Regions from separate parts of the Mus musculus genome. Here all the other regions are linked to region 2. A link is a loop called in an ENCODE intact Hi-C map of the cell type or tissue named here. Cell type or tissue: heart. All regions are shown on one strand. Region 1 has its middle 6.2 kb from the start of Mesp1. Region 2 overlaps Sema4b (sema domain, immunoglobulin domain (Ig), transmembrane domain (TM) and short cytoplasmic domain, (semaphorin) 4B). Region 3 holds the start of Gm45202 (a long non-coding RNA gene). Region 4 has its middle 14 kb from the start of Gm45202.

Evidence for each region. Peaks named below come from ENCODE experiments on the same cell type or tissue, not always from the same donor. Only the 100,000 strongest peaks of a DNase experiment are listed, where the experiment ranks them.
Region 1: a loop joins it to region 2, with 2.2 times the contacts of the local background. A loop is called at or near these places in 2 of 42 quality-filtered maps.
Region 3: a loop joins it to region 2, with 7 times the contacts of the local background. A loop is called at or near these places in 30 of 42 quality-filtered maps.
Region 4: it touches region 2 in a loop (5-fold over the local background); 25 of 42 quality-filtered maps call a loop at or near these places.

Annotation. Positions count from the first base shown.
Region 1 is chr7:79,797,320-79,802,319 of GRCm38, forward strand. No RefSeq gene overlaps it. Among named protein-coding and RNA genes, the nearest start is that of Mesp1, 6.2 kb to the left of the region's middle. In heart, a CTCF peak has its summit at 1,933 (motif pointing right); a DNase peak (open chromatin) is centred at 1,942; H3K27ac peaks cover 298 bases; H3K27me3 peaks cover 2,377 bases.
Region 2 is chr7:80,213,308-80,218,307 of GRCm38, forward strand. It overlaps Sema4b (sema domain, immunoglobulin domain (Ig), transmembrane domain (TM) and short cytoplasmic domain, (semaphorin) 4B), which reads left to right. Exons shown (of 14, transcript NM_001360135.2): 3 at 1-18; 4 at 2,317-2,415; 5 at 3,022-3,133; 6 at 3,423-3,536; 7 at 3,641-3,792. Among named protein-coding and RNA genes, the nearest start is that of Cib1, 17 kb to the right of the region's middle. In heart, CTCF peaks have their summits at 2,282 (motif pointing left) and 3,523 (motif pointing left); DNase peaks (open chromatin) are centred at 2,384 and 3,444; H3K27ac peaks cover 456 bases.
Region 3 is chr7:80,154,604-80,159,603 of GRCm38, forward strand. Gm45202 (a long non-coding RNA gene) reads left to right here and starts at 364. Exons shown (of 2, transcript XR_003946652.1): 1 at 364-716; 2 at 1,988-2,168. In heart, a CTCF peak has its summit at 2,202 (motif pointing right); a DNase peak (open chromatin) is centred at 2,488; H3K27ac peaks cover 421 bases.
Region 4 is chr7:80,138,947-80,143,946 of GRCm38, forward strand. No RefSeq gene overlaps it. Among named protein-coding and RNA genes, the nearest start is that of Gm45202, 14 kb to the right of the region's middle. In heart, CTCF peaks have their summits at 611 and 2,023 (motif pointing right); DNase peaks (open chromatin) are centred at 2,145 and 4,595; H3K27ac peaks cover 780 bases.

The DNA.
Region 1 (5,000 bases), 420 kb before region 2:
CAGGCTGCAAGGCCCACACAGCCTCCCCGCTGGGCCAAGGCCTTCACACTTTTGGGGCCTGTGTTTTGACAAGTGCCAGAGCCAGCGGCTTCTGCTCCCCTGGCCCGAGCCTCCCCTGGTTGCCAATGTGTAAGGCTGGGAAGTGAAGCCTTGCAGCCACCCCATCAGAACAGAGGTGAGAGGTCAAGCCTCAGCCAGGCAGGGGGCAGACAGGACAGGGAGGCCCCCTTTCAGGCTCAGGGTCCAACCTCAGCCTTCATGCTGGAGCTGGGCACCATACTCCCACCCACTCTGCAGCCCCAGTGCCCTCATTTCCCCTGCCAGGCCTTCTGACACAGCCTTGCTAATCAAAGGTGCTATGCACAGTCCCTAATCCCTGAGCCCCAGAGGCCCCAGAAGAAGAAGGAAGCTACTCCGATTCCACCACTAGCCTGCTTAGCCTCAGCAGATCCCACTAGTTAATTACAGTGTCAGACTCGTGGGCTATCTCAGCACCATCACTCCTGGGCAAGCCTAAGCCTCCCAGGTAGAGTGTGGCCAATGTGGGTTAATGTCCTCGTCTTGCTCCACACTGTGGGTGCCAGTAAGATAGGCAGCCCCTCCACCATGGAGGGGAGAGGGGCTCAGCTGGTCGCACACATGTTCTTTCAGTCTCATTGTGCGGGCCTTGGCAGGTCTCCTGCTCACAGCATCCTGGGATGAGGGGACACAGGTGAAAACATGGAGCCTTGAGAGGTTTTCCCATGTCTCAGCTAGAAGAGTCCAGAGAAGGTGTCTCTTAATCTCTGTCTTGGGGCACAGCCTGGGCAGGCCTTACTTCACATACCAGAGCCTTGAAAAAGACAGCGAAAGAAAGAGGTTTCTAGGCCCTAGCCAGGACCACAGTGGCCAGAAGTTCTGCAAGATGGAGCCAGAGAATCCGGATATGACACTCTGGGCTCATGAGATAGCTCTCTGGATAAAGCCGGTTGCTTCCAAGACAGGCAGCTAGAGTTTGATCCTTAATCCAAGGGCCCATAAGGTGTCCTTGACAGACGGCCCTTCACATACCTGCAAGTGTGAGCCTACGTGTGTGGGTGTGCGTGTACACCCTATATATACAATAAGGATAAATGTTTTTAAAATTTCAAAATTATTAAAGTACCTCCCCACAATTCAGAGACAGAAAGGGCACAGAAGAGAGGCCACCCCCTCCCCTCCCCTTGGTCCTTCACCCCTTTAAATCACAGACGATGCAAGGCACATCACCTTAAAAGGCCCAGCAACAGAGGACCCAGTTTCTCCCTTCCTGTTCCTCTTCCCCACCAACCTTCCTACACGTCTGCCCAGTAAGGCTCTCTGAGGTTCCTGGGGCTCCCAGGGGAGCCTCCCACCCAGACCCCCACTGGCCCTCCTCACACCTCTCGCTCTTGGAGCCACCGAGCTGGCACACCATATGGAATAGATTATTCTGGACTCAGGATAATCTGATTATCTGGTCCTGGGCCAGTTGGATGCTCAGCCAGTGGCAGCCACAGGCAGCAGAGGGGTGATGAGGAGGGAGGGGGTGGGAAAAGAGGAGAGAGATTTGGCAGATCACTCCTCCCCACCCCCGGAAAGGCTCCAGAGGAAATGCCAGAAGCCCCGTGGGTCTGATGCTGGTTGATAATACAGAGGGGATAGGTATCACCTCTCTCTTTAGGGGTGTCATATTTATGACACATGGCTTCATTTAGGTAATTGGGGGAAGGTGGCTGTGAGTGAAACCTCAGATCCTTCGAGTGAAAGCAGGAGAAATTGAGATATAAAAGGATTAAGAAGCTTGAGATAGCTAGCACAAAGCAAAGACGTAAACACATATGAATGCAGGAAACGATGGCTCAGGCACTCTGCCTGTGGAGATCTCTGCCCGCGTCTGGAATTTCTGGTGTTCGTACATTCCCAGATGCTGCCAGCAGAGGGCGATGCACAGTCACTTGAAAGCTATTTAGTTTTTTGAGGTCTCCATCTCCCTAGGAGGCCAGAATGACCTCAAACTATACAACCCAAACCGGCCTGAAATTCTGGTGAAATCCCTCCTGTTTCAGCCTCCTGGGTGCTGGGATTCCAGACATGGAACATCATGGAAGCTTTAAGCCTGAGCTAGGCCAACCTTCCTCCAATCTCTAGGTTTTCCCCTCTAGGGATGGAAATGTATCTGAGGTTATGCTTTAAGGTGCTGGGATCACGAGGGGATGCCAGTGTCTATGGGTTGGCCCGGGTGAACCTGTCTGCTCATCAGCCCAGCAGGAAAATGGTTCTTATATGCAGACAGCAGAGCAAGATAGGGTCCCCGAGAAATGAGAAGGGAACTCAGGAGCACACACAGCCCTAGGTCCAGACAAAGCAAAGAACCAGTTGGTCTTGGTGGTGCGTGCCTGTAGTACCACGCTTGAGAGGTAGAGGCAGGGAGATCAAGATCATGCTCAACTGTGTTGGTTTGAGAATAGCCTGGGCCTGTCTCCAGACAAACAAGACAGACAGACAGACAGAGTGAAAGGTCAGCCCCAACGCTGAAATTCTACTCACAGGCTGTTTAAGATTCTTTGTGCCATCCAATCTGGGAGGATCTGTAGACCCAGTTCAACTACCAACGTGAGGCGTGAGACTGTGGGGCTCACAGGATCCCCAGCATCCGCTGTTTGAAGGAAGCTGGGACAGGGAATTACACAGACAAGAGGAAGGTTTGGGGAGCTGTGGCTCCTCCTCCACACCTCACCCTCCCGCAGGGAAGTATTCTACAGACAGGAGCAGGAGTGGGGATTCCACACCACGTTCCAGGGGTGGCCGAGGCCCTCGGCTAGGTCCAAGGCCACGGGCACCTGACAATCCCAGGAAAGAGCTAGAGAGAGAACAAAGAGGGGAGGGGGCTGCAGCGTAGACTAGCCACATGATCGAGGGAAGGGCCTCAAGGGGTCAGCACTTTGTGTTTAGAAAGAAGGATCTGGTGCAGCCGACCCTCTGCTCCCAAGGCTCTTCTCCAAGGCAAGCCCAGAGCCAGCCCTGGGCCTGACCCAGGAGCTTCCTCCAGCCCTGAGATTCTGTCCTACCTCAGTCCCTGCCAGGACACAGGGTGGCCAGGGGCTGGGACTCTCCTCAGCCACCCATCTCTGGAGCTTGACTGGGCTGGCCTGAGGTTTCTCAACGGTCTCCCATGCACCTTGCCCAGCCATTCTGAATGGGAACCTGTCATGACAGGTAAAGGTACAGGTGTGGACATGCTGAGTGACAAACTCAGATGAGGAAAAACCCATTCAGTGTAAGAGTGTGGATCCTGGCAAAGCCAAGACACTCCAAACCTGTAGGGCAGCTAGCTCTGCACGGAGAGCAGCCTGTGAAGTTGTGTGTTTACAGTGTGTTTGTGTATAAACACGCAGACTCCTCGAGGCTCACTGGGTGCAGTCATATGTCCTTCAACTGTAAGGATACGGTCTCCAAACTTGATACAGGCAGTTTGGTCACTATGCAGAATACAGTGGCATAAACCATGGACACACTGTTTGCTGTACTGTTACCATGTAGTACCTAGCTGCAGATAATAATATGCTAGGGGAGGCAGGTCTGGGTTCACATTTCTTAATTGTAATGTTTACAGTTTTCACAAAGAGACTCTGTCTGTATATTACTGAGGGAAAAAATGTAAGCTTTCTTTTCTTCTTTTAATTTTTTTTACATGTACAATTGATTGTTGTTGTTGTTGTTGTTGTTTAATGAGTGAGGAAAATATAAGCAGAAGAATCAGGTGTTCAAGGCCATCCTCAGGTACATAGAAAGTTTGAGGCCAGCCTTCGCCACATGAGACCTTATGTTAAAAACACAAAACAAACAAAACCCAGCCAGACATGGTGGCACGCACCTGTACTCCCAGCAGTTGAGACTTCAAATGGAGCGGGGAGGCACAAGGCCCCGTGAAGGCTGCACAAGATGCTGTTGTAGACCAACTGGCCAACCAACAGAAAGCACCTGAGGAAGGGTGCGGAGTCTGGGTGCCTCTGTGTGCCCAGGCGCGGCACAGCTGGCCAGAAGAGGTGGAGCTGCATTTGGTGGGATGCAGAGGTGTGGCCACAGCGCTTCTCTCCGTGTTTTCTTACTTTTCTGTCTATCTATCTATGTGTGAGTTTAGCAAAAGAAAGAGGATGGAGAAGAGAAGAGAGGTGAGAGAAGAAAAGAGCGGTCCCTGCCGTCCCTGCGGTCCCTGCCGTCTGCTGGATGGACACCTCCCCTTCCGCACCGTCCTTCCCTCTCCCCTGCAGCACTGGCAGATGCCCAGTGCAGGCTCCACCTCCCACTTCACAGATGCTGCAGGTGAGACTGAAACCTGGACTGTGCTGGCCCGGGATTAGGAGTTGCCTCCACTAGGCCTTGTTGCCCTGTCCAGCTTAGCCTTCTGGTCAGAGGGAAGCAGAGAGTGGGCTCCAAGCCCCAGCTATGGACCGGCTCCTGCGATGCCTGTGACCCCAGCCCCTCCCCAGCCAACAGCACCCTTTCACACCTTCAACACATATGCACTGGTTCTGACCCAGGCCTGCTGGGCCTTGCCCTGGCCTGGCTCCAGTCGGTGCCCAGTGTGAGCACAGTGCCCTCTTTCCCTTCCAGCCGCATCCCACTGCCTGCCTGAGAGCAAACTCCCTACCCAGCTTGAGCACATCATCTCCCACCTCTCCGCACCCCATCCTGGGGTTCCACTATCCCTTGCCCTACCCAGCCAGCCCCAGACTCCTGGGTCTGTCTCATGCTTTTCCTTTTGTCAGCAACCCCTCCCTCTATATGTAGGAAATCCACAATTTCAGACCCTCCCTTAACACAGAGCCTTGCCCTAATTGCCTTCTCTGATTTCCTGGGGCACCTTGCACACCAGGTCAGCTGACCTCTCCGTCCTCCTCCCCCCACTCCCGACTCAAGAGCAGGCCACTTGTCCCTTAGCCCTGACCCTAGTGTACTAAATAGCCTCTAAATCAAAGCTACTGGGTAAGAATCTGGTT
Region 2 (5,000 bases):
AAGGGCAAGGACCCAAAGGTGAGACTGAGGGATCTGGGCAGAACACTGAGCAGATATGGCTGTTATGGGAAGGACACAGTCTGGACATCGCCAGCACTGGGCTTCAGCCCCAGCCCCAGCCCCAGCCCCAGCCCTGTCCTCTATGTGATCCTGGATAAATAGATTCATCTGGTCACCCCTTGGTTTTCTCACCTGTAAGATGGGAATAGTATGCCTATATCCCTGGATAAACCAGTGCATCCAGGGCTCCTGTCCCATTAGCGTTAGCACCAACATGAACCTGGTGAGGTGGTGACAGTGTCTGTAAAGGGTCTCTAGTGGACAGATAAGTCTGGCAGATTCTAGTTTGATTTCAGCCAAGACATTAGATGGTATCCAGCCCAGTCCAGAGTTCTCTTGTAGGACTTGCTGCCATTCTCAGAGGCCTCCCCATCCATACACGCTTTAATCTGGAACAGTCAGCAAGTACTTGTTGGCAGTGTGGGGTGAACACGGTGCCTCTGGCAAGCTAGACAAGTGCTCTGGCCGTGAGACGCGCCTCAGCCCCTCTTCAGCACTTGGTCCTTGCTGTTAGCTACTAGAGACATTATGAAAAAGTAAAACCATGCTGTAATCCCAGAACGTGGGCAGGAGGGTTAGGAGTTCGGGGCCACCCTGGACTACATAGAAGATTGATGGACTGGACTCCATGACATCATTTCAAAAAGCTAAAAAATGAAAGAAAAACCAATGAAAAATCAGTTTATAAGGTGGTCATGAAAAAAAAAAAGAGAAAGAAAGAAAGACAGACAGACAGACAGACAGACAATACCAGGGCTGGAGAGATGGTTCAGCAGGTATGAATATGGGCTGCTCTTCTAGAGGATCAGCCTGTTTCCCAGTACCCACATGGCAGATCATGACCTTCTGTAGCTCCAGTCCCCAGGGACCCGATACCCTCTCTGGCCTCCATGGGCACCTGGCACAAAAGAGGTGCACACATCAATGCAGGCAAAACACTCATACACATAAAATAAACAAGAATGAAAGCAGCTGGGTGGTGGTGCCACACACCTTTAATCTCAGTGCTCTAGAGGCAGAGGCAGGTTCTCTGTGAGTTCAAGGCCAGCCTGGTGTACGGAGTGAATTCCAGGACAGCAAAAACTACACAGAAAAACACTGTCTTTAAAAGACCAAAAAAGACAGACAGACAGACATTTATATAGTGCAAAGACTATTTAGAGGAAGGTAAGGAACTGGACCGTGACATACCCAGACACTAAGCAGGACTTTGGGTTTCACTCTGAGTGAATGAATCGTTTTGGAAACCAGTAGAAAGCTTAGCAGAGAAGCGGCATGGCCGTGTGGTTTTGTACTGTTTTGTGGAACTTCCGATTAATCCCAGGGTCTCACGAGTTAGACAAGTGCTAAACCACTGAGCCACATCCCTGACCCTCTGCTTCTGAGGCAGGTTCTCTCTGTCACCTAGACTGGCCTTTTCACCCAGACTGGACTGGAACTTGGGATCCTCTTCATTCAGCCCCCCCCCGAGTAGCTGGAAATAGAGACGTGCCACCAGGCCTGTCTTGCCTGTGTTCTAAAAGGCTGTCCTTGAGCCAGGCATGCTTGTGTCTCCTTGTAATTCTAGTACTTGTAAGGCAGAGGATTATTCATTCCAGGTGAGCCTGGGCTGTGTGGTGAGACTGTCATAAATAAAAATAAACAAATGGGCCCCGTTGTGTTGATGATAAGTGTCCTCTCTGGAATTGAACACAAGGGAGACCATTGTGGCTCAGGCAGTGACAGTGCCTTAGTCAGGGCACCATCCAAAAAGGGGTGAGAAATGATCAGATTCTGGGTTTTTGTTCATTGAAGGTTTAGCATCCAGGAAGGTGTGGCATTTGAGAGACAGCCAGGCCACGGCCTGCCACTGGAAAGATGGAAAAACTTCAGTGGGTCTTGGGGTGTTGGTGGCACCAATTTGGCAGTTCCTATCAGACACCTTGTAGAGGTGGAGTTTGTGCCAGGAGTTCAGGGCTGAGCAATTCCTCCTGCTTTACCGCCTGTCTCCCCCCTGGGTTAGAGAAGACTCTCAAGAGGATTAAGACACTCTGAAAGGTGGGATTACCCCCTCTAGGGTGCCTTTCACCTCAGAGAAGGAGTATTAGCCAATCTGGAAGCTAACTGAGCCCCAGTGCAGACCCTGCTTAAGCTCTGCCAGCCAGCTCCCGGCCCAGAGCTCCAGGTTTCTTTTGTTCTGCCTTAGGTCTGGGGAGGAGGCCTCAGCCCTGCCCCCTAGTGGCATATGTGGACCTGACATACTCTCCTTCCCCACAGCGTGACTGTCAAAACTACATCAAGATCCTCCTGCCACTCAACAGCAGCCACCTGCTCACCTGTGGCACGGCCGCCTTCAGCCCCCTGTGTGCTTACATTGTAAGTTCCCTCCTCTACCCTGGGGCTTGGCTGCCTGGGGCACAGCCTTTCTGCCAGAGGAACTCTTCCCTAGCCCTGATTCCTGGTGAAGGAGGACCCTGGGGGCAGGCTTCTAGGTAGCAGTAGGCCCTTGAGACCCGTGAGCCCATCATCCTGGCTGCTTCCCAGGTCCTACTAGGTCTCCCTGCCGGGGCAGGGAGGGGTGCATGCAGCCACCTTGCCTAGAGAGCCTGACTGACTTCCAATTTGCTGCCCACTGGTTTCTTTCCCTTGCTGTGCTTGGTGCCCCAGGTCATCTTGTGCACCCTTCAGCGTATGCCCGCCCTGTGTTCCTACCCCATCCCCTAACATGCTCTAGCAGAGGGTGGCATTAATGCTGTTGCGGAACACGGGGCTTGGAGTCAGAAATTTCTGGGTTTGCATTGCATTGCTCTCCCTGGCTCCAGGACTATTTTCCACGCTACATCTCTTCCCTGTTCGCTGGGGAATAGTGCCCACTGCACACACTCCTTCGCGTAGACCCTGGGGTAAGGAGACGTACTTTAGAACCTGTGCACTTCCTTGTTCCGTGTCTTGGTCCTGAGCTACTTGTCTACTCCTCCACAGCACATAGCGAGCTTTACTTTAGCCCAAGATGAGGCCGGCAATGTCATTCTGGAGGATGGCAAGGGTCGTTGTCCCTTTGACCCCAACTTCAAGTCCACGGCTCTGGTGGTTGGTAAGTGGTGTCACAGGCTGGGTGCTTTTGTGCTCCGTGGAAGATACCCAGGGCAGGAGGACCGAATCTGGGGTGTGTCTGGGCTCTGGGCAGTGTGGGTCCCAGAGGTAAGGTGGTGTCCCCATGCTGTGCTGGTTCCCAGAGGGTATCGAGTGACCCTGGGCTGCCCTCTTCCAAGTCCCTGCTTCCGTCTAGGCAGGATGGATGGCGCTGCGGTCACTCTGGGCCCTGAGCAGGGCACAGGGACTGGGCCAAAGGAGCCATTCCCATGGGAACATTCTCTTGGCAGATGGTGAGCTGTACACTGGAACAGTCAGTAGCTTCCAGGGAAACGACCCAGCCATTTCCCGGAGCCAGAGTTCCCGCCCCACCAAGACTGAGAGCTCCCTCAACTGGCTACAAGGTGGAGTTCTGCCTTGGCCCACTGAGCAGTTGCCTAACCCTTGGGAGGGGATGCTGTCCCCGAGGTTCCTGGCCTGACTGTGTCTCCTCCCCTGGCCTCTGCAGACCCTGCCTTTGTGGCCTCGGCCTACGTCCCCGAGAGCCTGGGCAGCCCCATAGGTGATGATGATAAGATCTACTTCTTCTTCAGCGAGACGGGCCAGGAGTTTGAGTTCTTTGAGAACACCATCGTGTCCCGAGTTGCCCGAGTCTGTAAGGTGAGTGGGAGGGCGCAGGGTCATCCACCCAAGGTGCACCCACATCTGTCACCTTCCAGAACCAGTCCCCAGGGAGTTGCAGCCCAAAACCAGTCTGTGGCTCCTCTTCCTTCTCATCCTTGCCTTGAATCTGGAGTGTCTGGGCTCTGGACAGTGTGTCCCGGGGCTGAGCTGGCGTCTCCATGCTACACTGCTGTCCTCTTTTGTTTTTTGTTTTTGTTTGGTTTTTCAAGACAGAGTTTCTCTGTGTAGCCCCGGCTGTCCTGGAACTTACTCTGTAGACCAGGCTGGCCTCAAGCTCAGAGATCTGCCGCCTCTGCCTCCTGAGTGCTAGGAGTAAAGGTGTGCACCAGCACTGCCTGGCTTCTTTTGTTTTTGTTTTTGTTTTTGAGACAAAGTTTCACTATATAGTTTTGGCCATCATGGGACTCACTCTATAGACCAGGCTGGCCTCAAACTCACAAAGATCCGTTTGCCTCTGCTTCCCAAGTGCTGGGATTAAAGGAGGGTACCAACACTCCTGGTTGTCCTCTCTTCTTTTAATTGAGAAAATCTCACATTGAAGGTAGGTGTGAAGGCGCATACTCCAAATCCTGACACTCAGGGAGCCGGGGAGTGGAGGTCTCAAGTTTAAGGCCATCCTGGATAACTTAGCAAGGTCCTGTCTTTTTTTTTTTTTTTCATTTTTTCCTTTTGGTCCTGTCTTTTTGTTTGTTTCTTTTCCAAGACAGGGTTTTTCTTTGTAATCCTGGCTGTCCTGGAACTTTCTCTGTAGACCAGGCTGGCCTCAGATTCAGAGATCCACCTGCCTCAGCCCACAGATTCTATCTTAAAATTTTAAATAGGTATTCCTCTCTTAGGGTCTTGAGTTCAGCTGCCTTCAAACATCCTGTGTCACTCAGGCTAACCTTGAACTTTTGGTGTGCTATCCCACTTAGTTTATATATTGCTGGGGATCAAGCCCAGGGTTATAAACATAAGAATTATAAGCTACTTGGAAAAGAAGTCCTTGGCTTTCTCTTAAACTGGAAACCCAGGAAAGTGTACAAAGAAGTGACCTAGAGTGAACAGCCAACGGCATCACTGTGTAAGAGCCCAGATTCTCAAGTTTGAACTTCCAGGTTCCAACTTAGCTGTTAAATGGCAGTGATAACATCACTAGCTGTTGCATGAATTAAATTCTGCCGTGTAAAGCTCTTAGGGCCCCT
Region 3 (5,000 bases), 59 kb before region 2:
TTCACATTTCACCCTGAGTGGCAAGCACATATGTTGGGAGCAAGAAGGTGGGACAGTAAGTAAGTAAACAAACAATACAATATCATCAAAAGAAGGCAGGGAGGATGTTGTGGTGTTTGCTTGCCTTCTTTTTTTCTTTTTAAGATTATATTAAAGGCAGGTTTATTGGGAAGCTGCTCTTGGGCAGGAGAGCTCACTGGCTCTGAGGCCAGAGAAATCGCCATGGGAAAAGAGGAAGTGGTAGAGTAGAGGAGGGAGAGAGAAAAGGGGAAGAAGAAGAGAAGGAGAAGGAAGAGGCAGTGGAAGCGGAAGTGGCATTGGAAGCGGAAGAGGAAGAGGAAGAGGAAGAAGAGAGCACTTTCTAAGTTTTGAAGCAGGCTCTTGCTATGTATAATCTTGTGATTCTCTTGCTTCTGTCTCCCAGGTGCTGGGGATGTAGGGTGAGCCACCTCTCCAGGCTTCTGTGCAGTCTCCCTGAGCAGACCCTTGAGAGATGGCATGTGAGCCACAGTGCTCTGGGGACACACGGGTTGCATCTCCAGAGATGTACATTCACCTTGACATCTGTTGAGCCCTCCCTGCCCAGTCTCTGGGCCTGGTACTCTTCCAGACTCCTCTCCAACCCTGTTTCCTGCCATCAGCCTTGCTCCCACTCAGATGACTGCTCTGACCACACTTGTTTGGTGACACGGCTGTGGTGTTGTAACGGCCTGCAGGTGTGTCCTCCATGTTTGTTGTGTCTAAAGGATCAGGATCTGGCTTCTGGGTTTTGGGATCTTCTTCCCTCACCCCACCCACCCCGATAACTACCACCACAAGTGCAGGCATTACCTAACCCAGACAAAAATGCTTGTAAATAATTTAACATCACAAACATAGGTTTGCCCCAGTGCAAACAAATATTACATAGGTGAAAAGCTAGGCTTTCAATGCTGAGGAATGTGGGTCGAGAAACTCTTGGCCTTTCATTTGATAGCAGAGGAATCAATTTTCCCTTTTTATTACATTTTATTTAGTGTATGTGTGTGTGTGCACTCAACACACACACACACACACACACACACACACACACGTATGCATCTTTACCCATTGAGCGGTCCCATAGTCCTCTCTGTTTGAGCTGACAAGACTCTTGGAATCAGAAGAGTAGAAAGTTGTAACTTTGTGGAACATTTTCCAATAGAGCTGGCCATTTGAAGGGTTTCAAATATCCCACCTTTTCTGGTAAATCATGAAAGGATTAGGGATGGGAGAGATGAGATGGCTCAATAGTTCAGAGCAAATACTGCTCCTCCAGAGGACTGAGCTCAAGTCCCAGCATCCAAGTCAAGCATTTTGGAAGGGCTGTAACTAGCTGTGTGGGCATGGTGGTACATGCCTTTAATCCCAGCACCCAGGAGGTAGAGGCTGGTCCATATCTGTGAGTTTGAGGCCAGCTTGGTCTACATAGCCTAAAGTTTCAAGATAGTCAGAGCTACGTAGAGTCCCTGTCTTAAAAAGATCAACTCAGGGTGGGGGCTTGAAGAGAAAGGGAAAGAGGGGGAAGGGAGGGGAGGAAAGGGGTAAATCTGGCTTTGGAAAACTTACAGTAGCTTCCAGGTCTTTTTCCTTTTTTTAATGATTTTTTTAATTATTATTTTATGAGCATTGGTGTTTTGCCTGCATGTATGTATGAAGGTGTTGGATCCCCTGGAACTGAAGTTACAGACAGTTGTGAGCTGTCATGTGGGTGGGTGCTGGGAATGGAACCTGGGCCCTCTGGAAGAACAGCCAGTGCTCTTTACTGCTGAGCCATCTCTCCAGCCCAACCTTCCAAGTCATTACTATGAAATTCCTCAAGAGGCCAACGAGGCCTTTGTTTTCCTGGTTTGAGCCCCATATACTCTACAACTGAGCTGTACCCTCCAAGTCTTCGTTTTGTGTGGTTTAAATAGCTTATGGGTTTGTTGTTGTTGTTTTGATTACATTTGTTTGTTTATTTACTCAGGGCGAGCCTGTGCGGAGGTCAAAGGATAACTTCCGGGAGTTGATTCTCTCCTTCCAAGTGTGGGTCCCGTGGATGAAAGTCAGGTCATCAGGCCTGGTGCCAAGTTTCTGTCCTCATTGAGCCATCCTACTGACCCTTTTATTTTGTTTTTAAAACAAAGAAGAACAAAGGTTCAAAAATCTCTGTGGACGGGAAGTTGCTGGGTAGCTCTTGGCCACAGGGGGGCGTGTTCTCCCTAGTCCTTGGCTAAGAACCCACTATGGGGGGTGTGACTTAGGTCCAGCATACTGACTAGCAGAGAAACTCTGGAAACCAAGGGCCAAGGGTTCCATGGACCCCAAACCCTCCTTCAGAAATTCCAGCAGCTGAATGTGCGCCTGGGGTGCAGAGGCCGCGGGGTGGAGGTCATGTTTAAATTACAGATCAGGCGGGTGTGCTGTGCTGGCAACTTTGCCCAGAAGCCAGCAGGGCGGGCGGCGTCTGGGGCATGACCTGGTGAAGACTGCCATGTGGGTTAAAGTGCTGGGTGGAGCCGGCTGGTGAGGGCCAGGAGTGGGTGTGACAACCACAACAGAGTTGGGGCTGCACGGGCAGGGACAGCGGCAGCCCTCAGGCCTGCCAGAGCTAGAAACGGGCAGTGGGATTTAGGCAAAGTCTACATTTTTAGCATGAATGTCTGTGGTCTGGCATCTGTCTCACCCCCCTTGGCCTTCGTCTCTTTGAAGGTTGCTCTTCTGCCCACTTCAATGACCAGCTTTTAACCAAGTAACAGATTTTCCTTCCTTCCTTCCTTCCTTCCTTCCTTCCTTCCTTCCTTCCTTCCTTCCTTCCTTCTCCCTCCCTCCCTCCCTCCCTCCCTCTCTTCCTTCCTTTTTTCATCTATTCATACACACAAGAAACACTTACTGAGTGTCTACACAGTGCAGCTGGGAGGTGTTGCTGTGGTCCTAGACACTATAGTCTTCTGGCTCTATCATTTCCCCAAGGACAGGAGCCTGTCACTCATTCAGAGCCAGCATTCCACCACTAAGCTATGTCTCCTGTCCTTGTACCTTTCTCTTCCTTCCTTCCTTCCTTCCTTCCTTCCTTCCTTCCTTCCTTCCTTCCTTCCTTCCTTTCTTTCTTTCTTTCTTTCTTTCTTTCTTTCTTTCTTTCTTTCTTTCTTTCTTCCTTTCGAGAACCTCTATGTTGTCTAGACTGGCCTTGAACTTGTGATCCTCCTGCCTCAGCCTCCCAAGCACTGGGCCTATAGTTCTGCCTCCTTATCTTTATTTTAGACTTTTCCCTTGGTGGAATATTCCCCTTGTTGCTCTCTCTGCCTAGTCAGCTTGGACCATCCTTCAGGGCCTCCCTCAATCAAGCCTCACCCATCCTAGGAAGTGAAAGAGAAACTTTGTGTCTCTCGTCCATTCTGGCCAAATTCTCGGGACTAATCCACACCTAGCCTGAGCTCAGGAGATACTGGACTGGATGAACAAGGCGACCGTGTCTGCCTGACTTCACAGCCCAGACTGCCCAAAACTTTCACTTGGCAAGCCATCCAGTCCTGCCCATGACACCTCGCCTTCTAAACTGTTGTCTATTACCTCCTGAGCCGGTGTGGATAAGCAGGGCTCTGGTGTTGGGAGCAACAGCAAGGACTTCAGTTGCCTCACTCACTGCAAAACTTGGAAGGATATAAGGACACTCTCCTTGGAAGAAGGCTTTCTTTCTCTCTCTGATGTCCCAGCACCACCCGCTTCTGCAAACAACACTTCTTACCCTACAGAATGACTGTCTACTTCTCTGGATCTGAATCCTTCCAGCCTAACAACCCAGGAAGAATTTCCCCCTCTAGTTCCAAATTTAAAACCCAGGCTGGTGAAGGTCACTCACTTCTCTTGTGAACCAGACACTGTGCCCAAAGGTAGTGGCAGCCCCCGCTTGGATAGCCAGAGAGAAGCGGACCTCTAGACTGTGTAGACGGGATGGACGAGCTCTCCGGGAAGAGCTGGGGTCACACCCTGGTGCTGGGATGATGTTTGTTCATTCTGGGGAGTGGAGGGTTGGAGTGGAGATAGTGTTTTATGTACCTCAGACAGGCCTACACTCACTAGAGAGTCAATGATGACCTTGAACTTCCAAACCTCTGGAATCTACCTCCTAAGTGTTGGGATTTCAGGAATGTGCCACACACTGTATGGGTATGTTAGGTAAGCACTCTACAAACTGAGTGACATCATCAGCCCCTTGTCCCCATTATTGGATGGACCTGAGGTACCCTTACTAGTGATAAACTTCGGCTAATTTTTATAGGAAAAGAGTCTTTATTTGCTTTTGGGGGGGCAGAATTACTTGGTGGGTTTTCCAGACTCCCCATGAACCAGCAAGTCACCTGTCACCTTGAGCTATTGCCACAGAGTTGTGGGCCTTGTCCTAGGGTGTGGAGCTAGAGAGAATCCTAGCAGTCAGGGGACGACTTGAGCTGTCACTTCTGCTTTTTCTTCTGAGAAAATCCTTCAAACCCAGTAGTATAACACTGGTTGTCTTTTGTCTTGTTTTTTTTTTTTTTTTTTTTTGTCTTAAATGAGCAATTACTAAGACTGTCTTTTCTATTGGTGTTCCTTTGTTTATTTTGATAGAAAGCAGAAAGGACAATTTTGAGATCGCAGATGTAAAACTGTAAATGTCACTTTCTCAGATGGCCTCATCGTTGTGGCATCAGTATTTCAACCAGTCTTGGCAGATCATAGTACTATATTTATATGCCCGATGGGGAAACTGAGGCCCAGGTTTGCTTGGCATTGTGCCCAAAGTCACAGTGCTCCTATGGGAATGGTAAGGAGGACCAGATGGATATGTGTGAGCTAAGCCTTTCCTTGTATCAAGCCAAGCATTGAGCATAGAGACCATTACCTTGCAGTTAGGCATGGGCCCAGCCAGTAAGCCACAAGCCAGTGAGCCGCAGGCCCAGACCACACATTTGATCCACATAGTAGTTTTCAGAAGTCAGAATCAGTTGAAGGTTTTTGTT
Region 4 (5,000 bases), 74 kb before region 2:
CTGCTGGGGAAAATCTTACCAGATTAGGCCTTTCCGCCTGGTCATCAGGAGAGTGTGTCCCCCAGTAGAAGTGCACACTCTAATGGTGGCGCACACCTTTAATCCCAGCACTCGGGAGGCAGAGGCAGGCGGATTTCTGAGTTCGAGGCCAGCCTGGTCTACAAAGTGAGTTCCAGGACAGCCAGGGCTATACAGAGAAACCCTGTCTTGAAAACCAAAAAAAAAAAAAAAAAAAGAAAAGAAAAGATCTCTATGTGTCCCTAATTACAGCCTCAGCGATGACCAGTCCAATCAGCTCACTCTTGATTGACTGCTGCTGATGCTGAAACCTCTGTTTAACCTTTTAACCTGGAGTGTTCTTTGCCTCATTTAACACTTTGATAGAAATCACAGCACATCTCATTTATGTTCCCCTTGGTTCCCAGCTGGGGCTCGCTGTTTGTACACAAGACAGCATGTAGCTCAGTTTGACTCTAGGGACTAGGAAGGGAAGCTGGGTGTCCCCCTGGTGCCTGCTGGAGGATGGTGGCCAAGGTGCTATCAGGTCAGCGTTAAAGGAAGCAAAACAAAGCAGGAGGCCAGGCCAGAGAGATTGTTAGGGGACTAAGCTGCAGCAAAGGTCTGCCCACTGCTGGAGGACGATGGTGAGGTCAGCCAGGCAGTGGTGGAAGCACAGGGATTCCAGCACCCAGAGACAGAGGCTGATTTCTGTGAGTTCGAGGCCAGCCTGGTCTACAGAGTGAGTTCCCAGACAGGCAGGGCTACACAGAGAAACCCTGTCTTGGAAAACCGGGGGGTAGGGTGGGGGAGCAAATGAACTATAGAAGAGAAAGAGAGCACCCAAAGACTGAGTGACAGCTAACCCATGGACCTCCTAAAAACAGGAACAGCAGGAGGGTGGGCTGGAAATTCCCAGCACAAATCCTCAAGGGTGATGGGGCAGCCAGCAATTGTGTTGTGGCCTCCAGGGGCCTTCACCCTGTAACTATCACAGTGGGGCCACAAGGGGCCCCGACACAGGCAAGGGGAAAGTAAACCAAGCTATGTGGATCTCAGCAACAGTGACAGTTGTGGAAAGCTACCAGTGAGGAACTGTCAAATGATCGGAGTGTTTTGATTTTCAGCTGTATTGAGCTGTAGTGGACAAGAAGTTTGTGTGTGTTTAAAGGGTACAACAACATGCCTCTAATGCCTGCACTTGAGAGACACAAACAGGAGGATTGCCATGACTTCCTGGCCAGTCCCAGTTACATAGTGAGTTCCTGGTGAGAGTGAGATTCTGTCTGTAACAAACAAAAAAATAAAAATGGAGATCAATAAGCCGGACACGGTAGCACACACCTTTAATCCCAGGACTCAGGAGGAGGAAGCAGGCAGATCTCTGTGAATTCAAGGCCAAGTTCCAGCCCAACCTGAGTTCCTTGGTGAGACCCTGACTCAAAACCAAACCAAACCAAACCAAAAAGCAGCACACAGACAAAAACACCAGGGGCCTAGCAGTTAAGAGCACCTCTGCTCTTCCAAAGGAGAAAAGCCTGGTTCCCAGCACCCATGCCAAGCCAAGCCAAGCCAGTGTAACCCCAGCTCCTATGGAGCAAATGTCCTCTTCTGACCTATGAGGCCAACTACACTTAAGTGTATAGACACAACATGCATGTGCATGCACTCGCGCACACACACACACACACTGAAAATAAATCTTGGGGAGAAAAAAAAAAAAAAAAAACGCCAAAACTTTCCAGGACAATAGTTATCAGAAAGTAAGGGAGCCAGATGCAGTAGTTCTCTGAATTTGAGGCCAGTTTTGTCTATGGAGTGAGTCCCAGGGCAGCCAGGAATACTTAGAGAAATCCTGTTTTGAAGAAAGAAGAGGGGGGGGGGAGAGAGAGAGAGAGAGAGAGAGAGAGAGAGAGAGAGAGAGAGAGAGAGCAAGAGCTCGTGAGAGAGCTCATTACATTTTCATTACATTTTTTGCATTTAGGACGGTAGAAAAACCAGTGTTGAGGGCCGAGAGCCAGAAGGTGGCAGTGTCTACCCAGGGAGGGGCGGGCTCCTTCATCTTCCCAGGCCAGAGCTGCCCCACATCAGTTCTTGCAAAAATCCCAGCCTACCAAGTCCTACCCCTCGGTGGCCTCACCTTCCTCTGCCTGGTAGAACAAAACGCTATGACAAAGGCCCAGGTAGTGTGGCTGCCCGCTGGGTTTTAAGATCCAACAAGAGTCTCTCCCATGAGCAGAGGTGATCCGGAGTCCTGCCACTGGATCCGAGCTGACCTCCCAGCACCTGCAGGTTCCCCAGGCCGACCCTGGCTCCCAGCTCATCCTAAACTCAGTTATTTCCTCTCTTTAGGTGAGGCACAGCTTTGGCTGAAAACTTAAGCAACAGAAGCAAACCAACCCCAGTGTGGGGTCATCACGCTTTTCATTCAGCGTTGAAGAATGAAATTATGTCATCTGCAGGGAAACGGATGGAACTAAAGATCACTGTTAACAACAAGGAAAACAAGCAAGCAAACAAACAGACTTCCAAGCAGATATGGTTCTAGCCTGCAATCCTAGCACTTGGGAACCAGAAGGAGGCTCAGAAGTTCAAGGTCAGCTTCGCCTTTAAGTTGAGTTTAAGGCCAACTTGAGATGTGTAAGGAAGCTGACCCTCCCCCGCCCCCAACACACACACAAACACACCTAAACTGACATCTTGTTTTCTCTCCTGTGCAGAATACATATATAATGACAGTAGAAGAGGTGATATATGAGGGGAGGCAGGACCTAAAGCGGGGCGGGGCAAGAGATAATAACGAACATCGAGAAACAAATATGGACGTTTTCTCTCACATGTGAAACCTAGATTTAATTCTGTGTGTGCACAGGACACGGAAGCAGAAAGGCAACAGTTCGTGTGGAGGAAGAGGACAAATTGGAGGAGGGAGAAGAATGAGAGCAAAGAACCAGAATGGATGTGTGTCTGTGTATGTGTGCATGCATGGATGTGTGTGTATGTATGTGTGAAAATGTCATAATTACTTTGTATGATAATTTAAAAAAATTTAATGTTTCAATAGTAAAGTATATGTTATATGTATTTTATTTTATTTATTTGGTTGTTCCTTTTTAAAAGAGGTTTTATTTATTTTGTGTATGAGTATTTCATCCCCATGCATGTGTGTGTACCACATGAGTGCTTGGTGCCCTGGGACATCAGAACAGGGCATCAGATTTGCTGGAACCAGAGTTACAGGTGGTTGTGAGCCACCATGTGGGTGCTGGGACTCAAATTCCCTATTTATTTGGTTTTTCGAGACAGTTTCTTTCTCTGTGTAGCCCTAGCTGTCCTGGAGCTCACTCTGTAGACCAGGCTGGGCTTGAACTCAGATCTACCTGCCTCTGGCTCAGGAGTGCTGAGATTAAAGGCGTGTGGTATGTAACAATGCTCGTTTGCTTGTTTGTTTGTTTGTTGGGTCTGGGTTGTTTGTTTGTTTGTTTGTTTGTTTTTGAGATAGGGTCTCACTTTGTAGCAGCTCTGGATGACCTGGTATCCTGGTATTCACCATGTAGTTCAGGCTGGCCTTGAACTTATAATAGGCTGTCCACCTGTCTAATCCACTTGTCTTTTACTCTGGAGTTCAGGAATTAAAGGTAATTGCCACGATACCTGCCTGCTATGTATATTTGCACAGTTAAAACAACAACAAAAATAGTCATCCAAAACTCATAGCTAATTGGAGCTAGAGAGATGGCTCAATGGTTAAAAGCAACACACATACACACACATACATGGCAGGTGGCGGGCTGGAGAGATGCTTCCGTGGTTAAGAGCACTGATTGTTTTTCCAGAGGTCCTGAGTTCAATTCCCAGAAACCACATGGTGGCTCACAACCATCTGTAATGAGATCTGATACCCTCTTCTGGTGTGTCTGAAGACAGCTACAGTATATATAATAAATTTAAAAGGCTAGGAATGGTAATATATGCCTTTAATCTCAGCACATGGGAAAGTGAGGCAGATGGACTTCTATGAGTTCAAGACCAGGCAGGGCTACATAGTTAAGTTTGAGGATAGTCAAGATTACAAATTGAGAGCCAGTCTGGAAGGGGTGGTTGGGGGCAGGAGAACAACTTAAGTTGTGGCAAGAGGACTGCAAGCTTAAAGTTTGAAACTTTGAGACTAGTCTTGGCTACATAGCAAGATCCTACTCAACCCACTAACAAAAGTCACAGAGGGGGATGGGGGGGGGGGGGCCAGGCCAGTGAGGTGAGTTAGTGATATGGTACTTCCTGCCAAAGCCAGTAATCTGAGTTCCATCCTCAGAACCCACTCTGTAGGACAGAACTGACTCCCTAAAGTTGTCCTCTGACCTCCACACTCCACAAGAAGACTATGGACACACACATACATACATGTAAAATAGATAAATATATGTAAAAACCAATCGTGGCACCCTCTGGGCTGGGTTCTCTTGTTTTGCATCTCCCCCGTTCTGACTTTCCTGTTGTTGAGATCTCTCACCACTGTCTTGCAAGCTGTCCTTCACGCAGCTACTCAGTTCCTCCTGTGTGTAACCAGCTCTCTTCAACCGCGTCCTTGGCACTTCCCCTTCTCGGCCCAACTGGCTGATCGAGATATTTTCCCAAACAAAACCTGTTCTCACCCCGCTAAGCACATTGCAGACTTGCCATCTGGTGTCTATGTGGGTCTCCTGAGAAACAGATGAGTGGGCAGCCACAGCTGAGATGCAGATCGTCTCTCTACCAGCTGCCAGGCTGAGAGGAGACCCACGGCCTCAGGGGTGGGGGCCGGGGCGGGGGGCCGGCTGGGGAAAAAGTGCATAAGGCAGCCCCTGGAACGCAGTCCCATCTCTCTATAGTGGGCCAGACCTCAGAAGGGCGGGGCTGAAGGAGGAAACAGAGAGACTTAGGTAAAGTGACCAGTAAGTTCAGATAAGAAAGGATTCAGTCTGATCAGAAAGATGCTTGAGGCGCAGAGTCCTGGAGCCAGACAG